Linked DNA regions of Homo sapiens: region 1 is linked to region 2. A link is a loop called in an ENCODE intact Hi-C map of the cell type or tissue named here. Cell type or tissue: mammary epithelial cell. All regions are shown on one strand. Each heading gives the region's core, and the rest is flanking DNA. Links, peaks and the distances in the headings are about the cores only. Region 1 has its middle 58 kb from the start of GPR135. Region 2 overlaps DAAM1 (dishevelled associated activator of morphogenesis 1).

The links. Hi-C counts contacts between places; a loop is a spot of excess contacts. Peaks named below come from ENCODE experiments on the same cell type or tissue, not always from the same donor. Only the 100,000 strongest peaks of a DNase experiment are listed, where the experiment ranks them.
Region 1: a loop joins it to region 2, with 8 times the contacts of the local background. A loop is called at or near these places in 2 of 110 quality-filtered maps.

What each region holds. Positions count from the first base shown.
Region 1 is chr14:59,403,558-59,411,344 of GRCh38, reverse strand. No RefSeq gene overlaps it. Among named protein-coding and RNA genes, the nearest start is that of GPR135, 58 kb to the left of the region's middle. In mammary epithelial cell, for the core only: no CTCF peak of the experiment used is centred there; DNase peaks (open chromatin) are centred at 3,904 and 4,484; H3K27ac peaks cover 2,082 bases.
Region 2 is chr14:59,280,246-59,288,032 of GRCh38, reverse strand. The region is part of intron 2 of DAAM1 (dishevelled associated activator of morphogenesis 1); the gene reads right to left. Among named protein-coding and RNA genes, the nearest start is that of DAAM1, 95 kb to the right of the region's middle. In mammary epithelial cell, for the core only: no CTCF peak of the experiment used is centred there; DNase peaks (open chromatin) are centred at 4,462, 5,492 and 6,212; H3K27ac peaks cover 3,104 bases.

The sequences.
Region 1 (7,787 bases), core at 1,432-6,431, 120 kb before region 2:
ATGAAACTTAGTTTGGCTGGATATGAAATTCTGGGTTGAAAATTCTTTCCTTTAAGAATGTTGAATTTTGGCCCCCACTCTCTTCTGGCTTGTAGAGTTTCTGCCGAGAGATCAGCTGTTGGTCTGATGGGCTTCCCTTTGTGGGTAACCCGACCTTTCTCTCTGGCTGCCCTTAACATTTTTTCCTTCATTTCAACCTTGGCGAATCTGACAATTATGTGTCTTGGAGTTACTCTTCTTGAGGAGTATCTTTGTGGTGTTCTCTGTATTTCCTGAATTTGAATGTTGGCCTGCCTTGCTAGGTTGGGGAAGTTCTCCTGGATAATATCCTTCAGAGTGTTTTCCAACTTGGTTCCATTCTCCCCGTCACTTTCAGGTACACCAATTAAGCGTAGATTTGGTCTTTTCACATAGTCCCATATTTCTTGGAGGCTTTGTTCGTTTCTTTTTGTTCTTTTTTCTCTAAACTTCTCTTCTTGCTTCATTTCATTCATTTCATCTTCCATCACTGATACCCTTTCTTTCATTTGATTGAATTGTCTACTGAAGCTTGTTCATTCATCATGTAGTTCTCCTGCCATGGTTTTCAGCTCCATCAGGTCCTTTAAGGACTTATCTGCATTGGTTATTCTAGTTAGCCGTTCATCTAATCTTTTTTCAAGGTTTTTAACTTCTTTGCGTTGGGTTCAAACTTCCTCCTTTAGCTCAGACAAGTTTGACCATCTGAAGCCTTCTTCTCTCAGCTTGTCAAAGTCATTCTCCATCCAGCTTTGTTCCATTGCTGGTGAGGAGCTGTGTTCCTTTGGAGGAGGAGAGGTGCTCTGATTTTTAGAATTTTCAGTTTTTCTGCTCTGTTTTTTCCCCATCTTTGTGGTCTTATCTACCTTTGGTCTTTGATGATGGTGAGGTACAGATGGGGTTTTGGTGTGGATGTCCTTTCTGTTTTTTAGTTTTCCTTCTAACAGTCAGGACCCTCAGCTGCAGGTCTGTTGGAGTTTGCTGGAGGTCCACTCCAGACCCTGTTTGCCTAGGTATCAGCAGCAGAGGCTGCAGAACAGTGAATATTGTTGAACAGCAAATGTTGCTGCCTGATTGTTCCTCTGGAAGTTTCATCTCAGAGGAGTACCCGGCCATGTGAGGTGTCAGTCTGCCCCTACTGGGAGGTGCCTCCCAGTTAGGCTACTCGTGGGGTCCAGGACCCACTTGAGGAGGCAGTCTGTCTGTTCTCAGATCTCAAACTCCATGCTGGGAGAACCATTACTCTCTTCCAAGCTGTCAGACAGGGACATTTAAATCTGCTGAGGTTTCTGCTGCCTTTTGTTCGGCTATGCCCTACCCCCAGAGGTGGAGTCTACAGAGGCAGGCAGGCCTCCTTGAGCTGCGGTGGGCTCCACCCAGTTTGAGCTTCTGTGCTGCTTTGTTTACGTAGTCAAGCCTCAGCAATTGTGGGTGCCCCTCCCCCAGCCTTGCTGCCACCTTGCAGTTCGATCTCAGACTGCTGTGCTAGCCATGAGCGAGGCTCCGTGGGCGTAGGACCCTCTGAGCCATGCGCGGGATATAATCTCCTGATGTGCCGTTTGCTAAGACCGTCGGAAAAGTGCAGTATTAGGGTGGGAGTGACCCAATTTTCCAGCTGCCATTTGTCCCCCCTTCCCTTGGCTAGGAAAGGGAATTCCCTGACCCCTTGCGCTTTCCGGGTGAGGCGATGCCTTGCCCTGCTTCGGCTCACGTTTGGTGCGTTGCACCCACTGTCCTGCACCCACTGTCCGACATGCCCCCAGTGAGGTGAACCCAGTACCTCAGTTGGAAATGCAGAAATCACCTGTCTTCTGCGTTGCTCACACTGGGAGCTGTAGACTGGAGCTGTTCCTATTCGGCCATCTTGGAACCTCCCTTCCGGCCATATTGACAATAATAAGTTATCTAGGCTAGGCGCAGTGGCTCACGTCTGTAATCCCAGCACTTTGGGAGGCTGAGGTGGGTGGATCACGAGGTCAGGAGTTCGAGGCCAGCCTGGCCAACATGGCGAAACCCTGTCTCTAATAAAAATACAAAAATCAGCCAGGCATGGTGGTGGGTGCCTGTAATCCCAGCTACTTGGGAGGCTGAGGCAGGAGAATCACTTGAACCTGGGAGGTGAAGTTTGCAGTGAGCTGAGATCATGCCATTGCACCCCAGCCTGGGTTACAAGAGCAAGACTACATCTCAAAAATAAATAAATAAGTTATTTAAAGGAAAGTTCAGATGTGATTTGGAAGTAGGTTTGAAAAAGTTGTCAATAGGTGAGTTCAGATGGCAATTATTTCCCAGTCTGTCTCTTGACTGGGTACAAATTTTTGGACAATTAAAGGGATTCCTTAGGTGTCATTTTCTCATTCTTGGCATTTTAGTTAATTTTCAAAATAAATTAGTATAAAAAACAAAATTAAAGGATCTAAGGGCTGGGCTGGATGATCATAATTGAGCTACCGGAGACTGAGGGTGCTTGGACTAGATTAGTGACATTTCAAGTTTTTCTTTAATAACAAAACCCTTGGTTCACACAGATCGCTTTTGCTTAAGCAGAAATGGGGACCCAGTGTCTTGCTTATCTGGCTCATCAGCCCTATGAAGACCCCAGATTAGTCATTTGCATCAGTTAGGACCTTCACTTGCAAACAACAGAATCTGACTTTGGCCAGTTTTCAAAATTGCTAGGAAAGCTGAAGAATTAAGCTTCAGAAAGGAAACCAGAATCAGGGAAGCTCCTGGGTTTGGAGACACAGGAACTAAAAGGGCAGTCTCTTCAGGAGTTGTCATCAGGACCAGACTTGGTGTTCCTCAGTGCTGATTGCCTTGCTTGGGTCACATGTCTATCCCTTGGTCTGGGGGTGTGGGACATTTTGATTGCTCATCTGATCAGGCAGGGGATGGTTAGCAGAAAAGAGGGATGTTAGGAGAATAAAAAATCAAGTGTCCAGTATAGTGCCTTTGAGGTCCCCTCCAAGCCCAGGATTCTATGGCTGTTCCATACTTCTACTGTTCAATCATTAAAGAATTCCCATTTGAGAACCAAAGTGATGCCTTGGCTCCAGAGAACTAGCTGCAGGCTCTGTTCTCATTTCAAGATTTAAACTTGTAAAATAGCAGCATTAACATAGAAGACAAAAAAAATTAAGGAGATAATGGCAGTTTCTTTTGTGGTTCTTTTTTATTCAGTATTTGTTAAGAGCCCAGAGTTCCAGTTAGATCACAATTAAATTATGTATGACCTCGATTAAATATCTTAATTTTCCTGAGCTTCTGTTTCCTCATCTGTAAAATATGACCAAAAATACTTCGTTGGGGGTTTTATTGGGTTGTTCTGTGGGAAATGCTTGTTTCAGTGCCTGGCCTTAATAAGTGGCAGTTAGTACTATTTTTCTGTAAAGGAATTCCCTCTCAAATGTTAATCATGGAAATTTATATGGTCATATTTTAATGAGCTCATTTTCATTAATTCACTGAAGCTTGGAGGCATGGGAACAGATATATATTCTTGGGTTCTCAACAACCAAGCCCAGGAGACTAACAAAATGAACAGTGAAAATTCAATGAAGCTACAGATTTGTGCTCTGTGAGCCCAAAAGTGTCTCACATGGATGTGTCCAGGTATGTAACTGGACACATTACATACCTGGACATTGCTGTATTCGACAGCAACTGGAGAACCATTATAGAAGATGCATTACAAGGCTCACTCTGAAGATTTACCCTAGCTTTTTCTGGAAAGGTTTCCTCCTTGGTGACTTCCATATAATGGCATGAATAGTATATTTCTGTAGAATTTTGATTATATCCTGTCTATTCTCTGTCCTTTGGCAAACTGGAGTGGTTGCTATGACTCCCTGGTACATCATTGTGATGACTAAAGTAAAAATGAGTTTCAGGGCAAAAATGTGTACTGGGAATTGTGAAACCACATGCTTCCGCAAGCAACGCACTAACGGAGGATTTTAAAACAAAGAGTGACTGAAGTCTGGGGAGAGAATTTCACTCAGTTCATCACAAGCACTTTATTAAGAATGGGAAATAGGGAAAAGAGCTGTTTCTAATGCAGATTTACAAATTATCCTGGTGTTACCAGAATTATATCTGAGAGGGGGAGATTCCTGCCCCTTTGTCAACAGAGCATCCTTCCTGTGGAGATTGTGAGTTGGAAAGTCTGTCTTTCCCTACCAGAAACAAATGCCAGTATTCAGAAATTGAGTCAATCCTTCAGAAGTCTTCCATCTTATTATTTCTTAAACCAATGAACCAAAAGCATTTATTTACCACCTACCTTCCTTTTTATTCATCACCATGCTGCCTGCCTGAGCTCTCAGAAGAGAAGAGTGATTCCAACACTTATGGATTGTATATTCTACATGGGGAGACAAGATGTAAACACACAAAATATTAACGCCAAATAGAAATCCATTTGAAATGAAAACTCATTCCTGTGGCTCCCAGGCCTGTTAGAGCAGGATAGCTGGCAAAAATCCCTTGCTCAGCTGGAGGAGTTTTCCATCAGTAAGCTTATCTGTACCTAAAGGAACAGAGTCCAAATTTGTCAACAGATCACGTTTGAAGGAACAGGCAATTTGTTGAAGTCATTTCGGATGCAGGAAATCCTGTGTTTACTACCTAGGAAATACTACTAAAAATTTGGATTTTTTTTTCACCTTGTAACGCTCTTTTGAATTGAAATTTGGCAACAGAGCCACTGCTGATAAGAACGTGGCTCAGGAAATGACAACACAGTGATAGCAGATTATACACAATAGACCTTGCTTCTTTGTTTTCACTCTGGTTCTCAAAGATAGTTGATAGACTTCAATCCTTCCGGGAGTCCAGACACTCCCAGGTTCATTCCAAGCCCACATCTGTAGCACTAATGCTTCAGACAGGCATTGCCATCTCCCTGAAAATGTTTCAAGGACATAAAGAAATGTCTAGGAGTTGCTGGTATGATGGCTGAATAGGAACAGCTCCAGTCTGCAGCTCCCAGCAAGATCAATGCAGAAGGTGGGTGATTTCTGCATTTCCAACTGAGGTACCTGCCTCATCTCATTGGGACTGGTTAGACAGTGGGTGCAGCCTATGGAAGGTGACCCAAAGCAAGGTGGGGAGGTAGCCTCACCCAGGAAGTGCAAGGGGTCAGGGAACTCCCTCCCCTAGCCAGGGGAAGCCGTGAAGGATTGTGCTGTGAAGAATGGTGCATTCTGGCCTAGATACTACATTTTTCCCACGGTCTTCACAACCTGCAGACCAGGAGATTCCCTCAGGTGCCTACACCACCAGGGCCCCGGGTTTCAAGCACAAAACTGGGCTGCCGTTTAGGCAGACACCGAGCTAGTTGCAGGAGTTTTTTTTTTTCATTCGCCAGTGGTGCCTGGAATGCCAGTGAGACAGAACTGTTCACTCCCTGGGAAAGGGGGCTGAAGCCAAGGAGCCAAGTGGTCTAGCTCAGCAGATCCCACCCTCATGGAGCCCAGCAAGCTAAGATCCTTTGGCTTGAAATACTGTAGAACTTAAAGTATAATAAAAATAAAAAATAATAAAAAAAATTCTCATTGTCAGCACAGCAGTCTGAAGTCGATCTGGGATGCTTCACCCAAGTTGAAGCAGTGTGGGGCATTGCCTCACCCGGGAAGCACAGGGGGTCAGGGGATTTCCCTTTCTTAGCCAAGGGAAGCTGTGACTGTCTGTACCTGGAAAAATGGGACACTCCCGCCTGAATACTGTGCTTTTCTGATGGTCTTAGCAAATGGCACACCAGGAGATTATATCCCGTGCCTGGCTCAGTGGGTCCCATGCCCATGGAGCCTTACTCACTGCTAGTGCAGCAGACTGAGATCAACCTGCAAGGCAGCAGCCTGGCAGGGGGAGGGGCGTCCACCATTGCTGAGGCTTGAGTAGGTAAACAAAGCAGCTGGGAAAGTTCGAACTGAGTGGAGCCCACTGCAGCTCACCAAGGCTGGCTACCTCTGTAGACTCCACCTCTGGAGGCAGGGCATAGCTGAACAAAAGGTGGCAGAAACTTCTGCAGACTTAAATGTCCCTGTCTGTCAGCTCTGAAGAGAGCAGTGGTTCTCCCAGCACAGTGTTTGAGCTCTGAGAACGGACAGACTGCCTCCTCAAGTGGGTCCCTGATCCCCGTGTAGCCTGACTGAGAGACACCTTCCAATAGGGGCCAACTGACACCTCATACAGGTGGGTGCTTCTCTGGGACGAAGCTTCCAGAGGAAGGATCAGGCAGCAATATTTGCTGTTTTGCAATCTTTGTTGTTCTGCAGCCTCTGCTGGTGATACCCAGGCAAACAGCGTCTGGAGTGGACCTCCAGCAAACTCCAACAGACCTGCAGCTGAGGGACCTGACTGTTAGAAGGAAAACTAAAAAGCAGAAAGGAATAGCATCAACATCAACAAGAAGGAAATCCACACCAAAACCCCATCTGTAGGTCACCAACATTAACGACCAAAGGTAGATAAAACCACAAAGATGGGGAGAAACCAGAGCAGAAAAGCTGAAAATTCTAAAAACCAGAGTGCCTCTTCTCCTCCAAAGGATCACAACTCCTCGCCAGCAATGGAATAAAGCTGGATGGAGAATGATTTGATGAGTTGACAGAAGTAGGCTTCAGAAGGTCAGTAATAACAAACTTCTCTGAGCTAAAGGAGGATGTTTGAACCCATTGCAAGGAAGCTAAAAACCTTGAAAAAAAGATTAGATGAATGGCTAACTAGAATAAACAGTGTAGAGAAGACCTTAAATGACCTGATGGAGCTGAAAACCATGGCATGAGAACTACATGATGCATGCACAAGCTTCAGTAGCCGATTCAATGAAGTGGAAGAAAGGGTATCAGTGATGGAAGATCAAATTAATGAAATAAAGTGAGAAGAGAAGTTTAGAAAAAAAAAAAGAGTAAAAGGAAATGAACAAAGCCTCCAGGGAATATGGGACTATGTGAAAAGACCAAATCTACGCTTAATTGGTGTACCTGAAAGTGACGGGGAGAATGGAACCAAGTTGGAAAACACTCTGCAGGATATTATCCAGGAGAACCTCCCCAACCTAGCAAGGCAGGCCAACATTCAAATTCAGGAAATACAGCGAACACCACAAAGATACTCTTCGAGAAGAGCAACCCCAAGACACATAATTGTCAGATTTGCCAAGGTTGAAATGAAGGAAAAAATGTTAAGGGCAGCCAGAGAGAAAGGTCGGGTTACCCACAAAGGGAAGCCCATCAGACTAACAGCGGATCTCTCAGCAGAAACTCTATAAGCCAGAAAAGAGTGGGGGCCAATATTCAACATTGTTAAAGAAAATAATTTTCAACCCAGAATTTCATATCCAGCCAAACTAAGTTTCATAAGTGAAGGAGAAATAAAATCCTTTACAGACAAGCAAATGCTGAGAGATTTTTGTCACCACCAGGCCTGCCTTACAAGAGCTCCTGAAGGAAGCACTAAATATGGAAAGGAACAACCAGTACCAGCCACTGCAAAAACATGCCAAATTGTAAAGACCATCAATGCTAGAAAGAAACTGCATTAACTAACGAGCAAAATAACCAGCTAGCATCATAATGATAGGATCAAATTCACACATAACAATATTAATCTTAAATGTGAATGGGATAAATGCCCTGATTAAAAGACACAGACTGGCAAATTGGATAAAGAGTCAAGACCCATCAGTGTGCTGTATTCAGGAGACCCATCTCATATGCAGAGACACACATAGGCTCAAAATAAAGGGATGGAGGAAGATCTACCAA
Region 2 (7,787 bases), core at 1,885-6,884:
GCCTTGCTGTATAGTTTGAAGTTGGTTGGTGTGATGCCCCCGGCTTTGTTCTTTTTGCTTAGGATTGCTTTGATGGTCCGTGCTCCTCTTTGGTTCTATATGAATTTTAGGTTACTTTTTTCTAATTCTGTGAAAAATGACATTGGCAGTTTGACAGGAATAGCATTGACTCTGTAAATTGCTTTGGGCAGTATGGTCATTTTAACAATATTGATTCTTCCTATCCATGAGCAGGGAATGTTTTTCCATTTGTTTATGTTGCCTCTGATTTCTTTCTGCAGTGTAATTCTCATTGTAGAGATCTTTCACTTCTTTGATAAGCATATTCCTAGGTATTTTATTCTTTTTGAAGCTATTGTAAGTGGAATTTTGTTCTTTATGTAGGTCTGAACTTGAATGTTATTGGTGTATAAAAATGCTACTGATTTTTCCACATTGGTTTTGCATCCTGTAACTGTACTAAAGTTGTTTATCAGTTCTAGAAACCTTCTGGCAGAGTCTATGGGGTTTTCTAGGTATAGAAACACATCATAAAGAGACACAGTTTGACTTCCTCTCTTATTTTGAAGCCTTTTATTTCTTTCTCTTGCTTATTTGCTCTGGCTAGCAATTCCAATACCACGTTGCATAGAAGTGGTGAGAATGGGCATACTTGTCTTATTCTAGTTCTCAAAGGGAAGGCTTCCAGCTTTTGTCCATTCAGTATGATGCTGGCTGTGGGTTTGTCATAGATGGCTCTTGCTATTTTGAGGTATGTTCCTTTGATGCCTAATTTGTTGAAGATTTTTTTTAACATGAAGGGATGCTGAATTTTATCAAAGGCCTCTTCTGCATCTATAGAGATGATCAAAGGTTTTTATTATTCTGTTTATGTGGTGAATCACGTTTATTGATTGGCATATGTTAAACCAACTTTGCATATCAGGAATAAAGCCTACTTGATTGTGGTGAATTAACTTTTTGATGTGCTGCTGGATTTGGTTAGCTAGTACTTTGCTGAGGATTCTTGCATCTACCTTCATCAGAGATATTAGCCTGAATTTTTCTCTTTTTTTCTTGTGTCTCTGCCAGTCTTTGGTATCAGGGTGATGCTGGTTTTAGAGAGTTAGGGAGGAGTCCCTTCTCTTTGAATTTTTGGAATAATTTCAGTAGGATTGGTACTAGCTCTTCTTCATATATCTGGTAGAATTCAGCTGTGAATCTATCTAGTCCAGGGCTTTTTTCTGGTTGGTAGGTATTTTTTTGTATTACTGATTTAATTTCAGAACTCATTATTGGTCTGTTCATGACTTAAATTTCTTCCTGGTTCAAACTTGGGAGGCTGTGTGTTTCTGGGAATGTATCCATTTCTTAAACACCTTGTTTGTGTGCACAGAGGTGTTCGTAACAGTCTCTAAGGATTTTTTTGTTTGTTTCCGTGGGGTCAGTTGTAATGTTACCTTTGTCATTTCTGACTGTGTTTATTTAGATTTTCTCTGCTTTTTCCCTTATTAATCTAGCTAGCAGTCTATAAATCTTGTTTAATCTTTCCAAGAAAGATTAAATTTTTGGTTTGCTGACTTTTTGTATGAATTTTCACATCTCAATTTCATTCAGTTTAGCTCTGATTTTGGTTATTTCTTTTCTCCTGCTAGCTTTGGAGTTGACTTGCTCTTGTTTTTCTAGTTCCTGTAGGTGCATCATTAGGTTAATTTGAGATCTAACTTTTTGATGTAGGTGTTTAGCACAACAGACTTTCTTCTTAACCCTGCTTTAGCTATGTCCCAAAAATTCTGGTATATTTTGTCTTTGTCGTCATTAATTTCAAGGATTTAAAAAAAAATTTTTATACTTTTGCCTTAATTTCATTCTTTACCCAAAAGTCTTTCAGGAGCAGGTTGTTTAACTTCCATGTGATTTTTATGGTTTTGATAGATCTTCTTGGTATTGATTTCCATTTTTATTCCACTGTGGTCAAAGAGTGTGATTGGTATGATTTTGATTTTTCTGAATTTGCTGAGATTTGTTTTATGGCTGAATATGTGGTTGATCTTAGAGTATGTGCCATGTGAGATGAGCAAAATATATATTCTATTGTTGTTGGATGGAGTGTTCTGTAGATGTCTATTAGGTCCAATTGGCCAAGCACTGAGTTTAAGTCTAGAATATCTCTGTTAGTTTTCTGCCTCAATGATCTGTTTAACACTGTTGGTAGGGTGTTGAAGTCCCCCAGTATCACTGTTTGGTTCTCTAAATCTCTTGTAGGTCTCTAAAATCCTGTTTTATGAATCTGGGTGCTCCAATATTGGGTATGTATATATTTAGGATAGTTAAGTCTTCTTGTTGGCTTGGGCCCTTTATCATTATGCAATGCCTTTCTTTGTCCTTTTTGATCATTGTTGGTTTAAAATCTGTTTTATCAGATACAAGAATAGCAACCCATGTTCTTTTTTGTTTTCCACTTTCCTGACACTTCTTTTACTTTGAGCCTATCAGCACCATTACTTGTGAGATGGGTCTCTTGAAGGCAGCAGACAGTGGGTCTTGCTTCTTTATCCAAATTGCTACTCCATGCCTTTTGAGCGGGACATTTAGCCTGTTTACATTCAGAATCCATATTAATATGTGAGGATTTGATCCTTTCATTGTGCCGTTAGCTGGTTGTTATGTAGACTTGATTGTATGTGCATATGTAGACTTCATTATCATGGCAGGTATTGTTCTTTCATTTCCATATTTAGCACTCCCTTTAGTAGATCTTGTAACGCAGGTCTAATTGCAACAAGTTCCCTTAGCATTTGCTTGTCTGAAAACGATTTTGTTTCTCCTTCACTTTATGAAGCTTAGTTTCGCAGGATATGAAATTCTTGGTTGGAATTTCTTTTCTTTAAGGATATTGAAAATAGTCCCTGAATCTCTTCTGGCTTATAAGGTTTCTGCCGAAAGGTCCACTGTTAGCTTGATGGGGTTTCCTTTGTAAGTGACCTTCCCCTTCTCTCTAGCTGCCTTTAAGATTTTTCTTTTTCATTGACCTTGGAGAATCTGATGACTATGTGTCTTAGGGATGGTTACCCTGCATAGTTTCTCATAGGAGTTCTCTGAATTTCTTGAATTTGCACGTCAACCCCTCTAGTGAGACTGGGGAAATTTTCGTTGACTACATCCTCAAATATATTTTCCAAGTTGCTTGATCTCTCTTTTCTTTCTGAAATGCCAATAAATACAGGCATTCACATAATCCCATATTTTTGAAGTTTCATTCTTTTTTTACATTCTTTCATTCTTTATTTTTGTCTGCCTGTGTTACTTCAAAGGAATGGTATTCAAGCTCTGAGATTCCTTCCTCAGTTTGGTCTATTCTGTTGTTAATGCTTCCAATTGTATTTTGAAATTCCTGTAGTGATTTTTTTATTTCCAGAAGTTCAGTTTGGTTCTTTCTTAAAAATGGTTATTTCATCTTTCAACTCCAGGATCATTTTACTGTTTTCCTTGGATTGGGTTTCAACCTTCTCTTGTATCTAAATGAGCTTCCTTGCCATCAGATTCTGAAATTCTACATCTGACATTTTAGCCATTTCAATAAAATATGTAAATTAAACACAGTAAGATTTAGATCTCCAAGGAATATTTTAAAAGTCCCCCTCTGAATGGCTCTTGCATATATCTGCAGTTCTATAATACTCATGGACATGTAGGCTTAGGATACTGACTTCACATCTTATATTCCCACCTCTATTTAGTCATCAAGTCCTGTTATTTCTTCCCTGAAAAACCTCATTTTTTTCCCCTTTGATTTTCCCTTTCATTCTCACTGAAACCACGAACACTTATGTCCTAATAACCTCTCCTTGGCTTCTGGCTATAGCCTCCCAGTGTTCCTCTTTGTCTTTCCAATTCTGCTGAACATGGCCAGATTTCTCCTAAAGAAGTGGTTCTCAAACATGAGCAAGCATCAGAATCACCAGGAAGGTTCCTTAAATCACTTATCATCCAGCATTTAGGATTGAACAGGGAGGAAAAGGTACACGACACTGCATTTTCAGTAAGTTCCCAGGTGTTGCTGCTGGTCCTAAGACCACATTTTAGAACCACTGCCTTAAAAATGGAGCACCTGTGCTGTTTTGAGCTCCCAGTTCAAAAAACTTTATTAGTTCCACATTGCCTGCAAAATTAATTCTCCACTCATCGGCCTGTCTTTGATGTCTTCCATTTATAATCCCAACTGAGTTTGCCAGGCTTGCTTCTAGTTATCACCTTACACAGTATCTTGTTAACACCCACACCTCCAGTGCCTAGTCATGGCCTAAAATATGCTAGTTCCTTTGGGAAGTTCATGATCTTTTTAAGCCTCTATATCCTCATCTCCAGGAGAGGTACATCATTTCTCTTGCAAGGCTGTTGTGAGGATTGGCAAATCAACTAAGCATGCAGTAATGCCTGACACAGAGGTGGCAACTGTACTGTTGTTATTTCATCATTTAAACACAAATCAATTGCTACTTTCAAGGGCAAGGTAAACAGTTACATCACAAAAACACACACATACAGTATTACTCCCTAACCACAAAAACTAGCTATTAAGAATTTCAACACAATGAACAACCAGAGAAGCAATGAGGGATTTTTTACAGAAAATTCCATTATGAGGGAACATGTTTAAAATGTTAGAATTTTGGCATACAGCTATTATATATGTGAAGTAATTATTTTTCTTCCTTTTTAATTTCCTGTTATTCATACCTGCACTTAACTATTGATGAATGGGAAAATAATGGTGACATAAATCACTTCTCAACAATCAGGTCAATTATTCAAACAGTTCAATAGTAACTTGCTTAGTTTTGGGGGTAACATTTGGTTTGTGTGAGAGAGAACTGTACTATTAAGAGTGCATCCTTTACTTCACTACAGCACAGTTTTTGTTAACTGAGCAGAGGTGTGAAGAAACATGTGATTCCTAAAACCTAGAAATTCAAAGCAAAGGGTTTTAATATGTTTTGCTGTCACAGGTAGATAACTTCTGCTTCTGCTGAGATGCAGAAATGACCAATTCTGAATTGAAAGAACACATATGAACTAGGAATTAGGGGCAGGTATTTCATGCAGGAAGATAATTTTCACTGAGCAAAAAAAAATTACTGTAGGGTCTCTGCATATGATTTTGGATTACAGTAAGAAAATGGAAAGGAATAAATGGGTACTGCTAATAGTAATAGCTAACAATTATTGAGCACTTTCTATGTTCTTAATAGTAGTGTTTTATATTGATGAATATAGTGTATCCTTACAACAATCCTATAAAGTAGGTCATATTATTATACTGTTTTCCAGAAAACTGAGTCAGAGAGGATTAAGTAGCTTGCTCAAGGCAACAAAGCTGGTAAACAGTGGAGGAAGAACTCGAGTCTAGACTGTCTGGTTACACAGCCCATGTTCTTCACCACCACACTGTTCATTCTGTCAACACAGGTAGGCAAAATCACGACACTGATACAAACATCAAAATGCATCCATCTACTGAGTGTCTCTTAGCAAAAAGAGTGGGATTTGTTATCAGATATCCCTGAGTTCCACATCTGGCTTTATGGCTTACGTAACCTTGCACAAGTGACTCAGCCTCTGAACTTCAATTTCTTCATCTGAAGACAGAATAGTCATATATTCCTGATAGTCATCTATCAAAAAAATGTTGTTGAATATCTATCTATTAAATTCCAGGCATTGTGATAGGCACAGGGTTCAAAAAGCTATCATGGAGCTCAATCCTCATGCAGATGGAGGGGAAATCAAATAGTCACACTAACTCAAGAATGATCAACACAATGAACAATCAGGGAAGCAATGAGGGTTTTTTACGGAAAATTCCATTATGAGGGAACATGTTACACACTAAGTTGAGTTCTGAGAGCCCACTTGTTATGGGGAAAGGTGGGACAGTGAAGGCTTTCCCCAGGAAATATACAGAGCTTAGAGGTACATAAGAAGTAAAGAGGTAGAAAGCACTGCAGACAATGAACAGCAGCCTTGAAAGCCACTGTGAACTTAATTCTTTATCCTATGAGCAATCTGGATTAGTGGATTCTGAGTGAGGAGAGTTACACAGATTAAATTCGATAATAACTGGGAGAGCCTAGGCACAATGACCAGGGTATAATAATAATAAGATCCCTACCCCTCCATTCCAAAAGTATCTCTGCTCTGACTCATTTTGATTTCATAATATGGCTGAATCAAGCAGGCAGGACTCTAAGAAACTATCACAGCCTTACAAGATCAATCAACACTTACTCACTGTCCTACCCATTCCAGGACCAGGGCCAGACGTTATAAAGAATACAAAGATGAATAACAGATCCTGATTTCAAGGAATTTATAATCTAGTTAGGAAGACAAGGTGATAGAAAGCTTTACAGGTTCCCATTCTTTCCAAGATAAAGTCCAAATTCCTTAGCAGGTAAAGGTCCCTTCATGACATGGCTTTTGCTGACCTTCCCACCTCCCCTCCTCCTCCTCCTCCTCCTCCTCCTCCAACAGCAGCACCTTCTAGTGTATCCAAAAAGCAGGTTAATTGCTCACTGCATGCGAAGTCCAATTAACAAGAGTAAGGTCTGATACAAGGCAAGTGAATTTACTCCAAAGCTAGCTTGGGGAAGGGGCACAAAGCGTCCTGCCTTTAAATACGCCACTTCACCTTTGGAGCAGAAAACAGACATCTTTATAAGGTAAGGGGGTAGTGAGCAAGGGCAAGGGGTCCCCCTGCTAGCCTGGTGTCTTATCTACTGAACAGTTGAGTTGGTGCCTTTCTGAGCAGAAATAAGTTGTAAAAGTGGCCAAGCCGGCATACTTTTGATATGTCCTCCTGGTAGATGAAAGTCCTGAGGCAACCCCCCGAGGGTGGAAGATCTAACGTTATTCCCTAGAGGTGAACGTTCCATAGCAGGTATGTTTTGGTTTGCAAGTCGACTGTCAACTCTTGCAGAGAAATCTGTCTTGGGACAGACAGTAAGAAGAACTCATCCTGCAGGAAATGTCTGGTGAGGGGAAGGTGACAGGTTATATTTGCATTCTGAAGGGCTAATAGGAAACAGGGAACAGAGGGAAAGGGGAGAGGAGGAGAGAAAATAAAAACAATAACAGTAACTCATGCCCTTTTTCTTAGAAAAAATGATAGCACTTAAAACTATTACCTCTGATCACAAGTTGCCAACTTCTGAAAGTTTGCACATGCTGTTCCCCTTTTCCAAGGGCCCACCATGTCTAAGAGGCAATCCTATTCATATAAGCTTTTACAAGGCATCAGCTATTCCCTCCAGGTAGCCTATCCTGCCTTTCTGGGGATGAGTAGCTCCTCTGTACTTTGTGGAATTTATCACATTGCTATATGTTATTGGTACGTCTGACTCTCATTGTGAACTCGTTCCCAAAAGACGCGAACTCAATTTGTTCTATTCATCTTTGCATCAGTACTTAAAAGCAGTCTGACATAGCAGAAATGAAAAAAAAAAAAAAAAAAAAAAAGGAAGGTGTGCAGAAAGTAGAGAAGATGGGGAAGCTGGGAGGGAGGAAGGGAAGGGATATTTCAAGATATAGTGAGGATTATTTGATTATTTTATTGTTTAGAGATAGGGTCTCTCTCTGTCATCCAGGCTGGAGTGCAGTGGTGTGATCATAGCTCACTGTAACCTTGACCTCCTGTGCTCAAGTCATCCTCCAGCCTCAGCCTCCCAAAGTGCTGAGATTACAGGCATGGGCCATGGCACATGCCCAATGCATTTTAAAGATTAAAGCCTATTATTTGAGGTGAAATG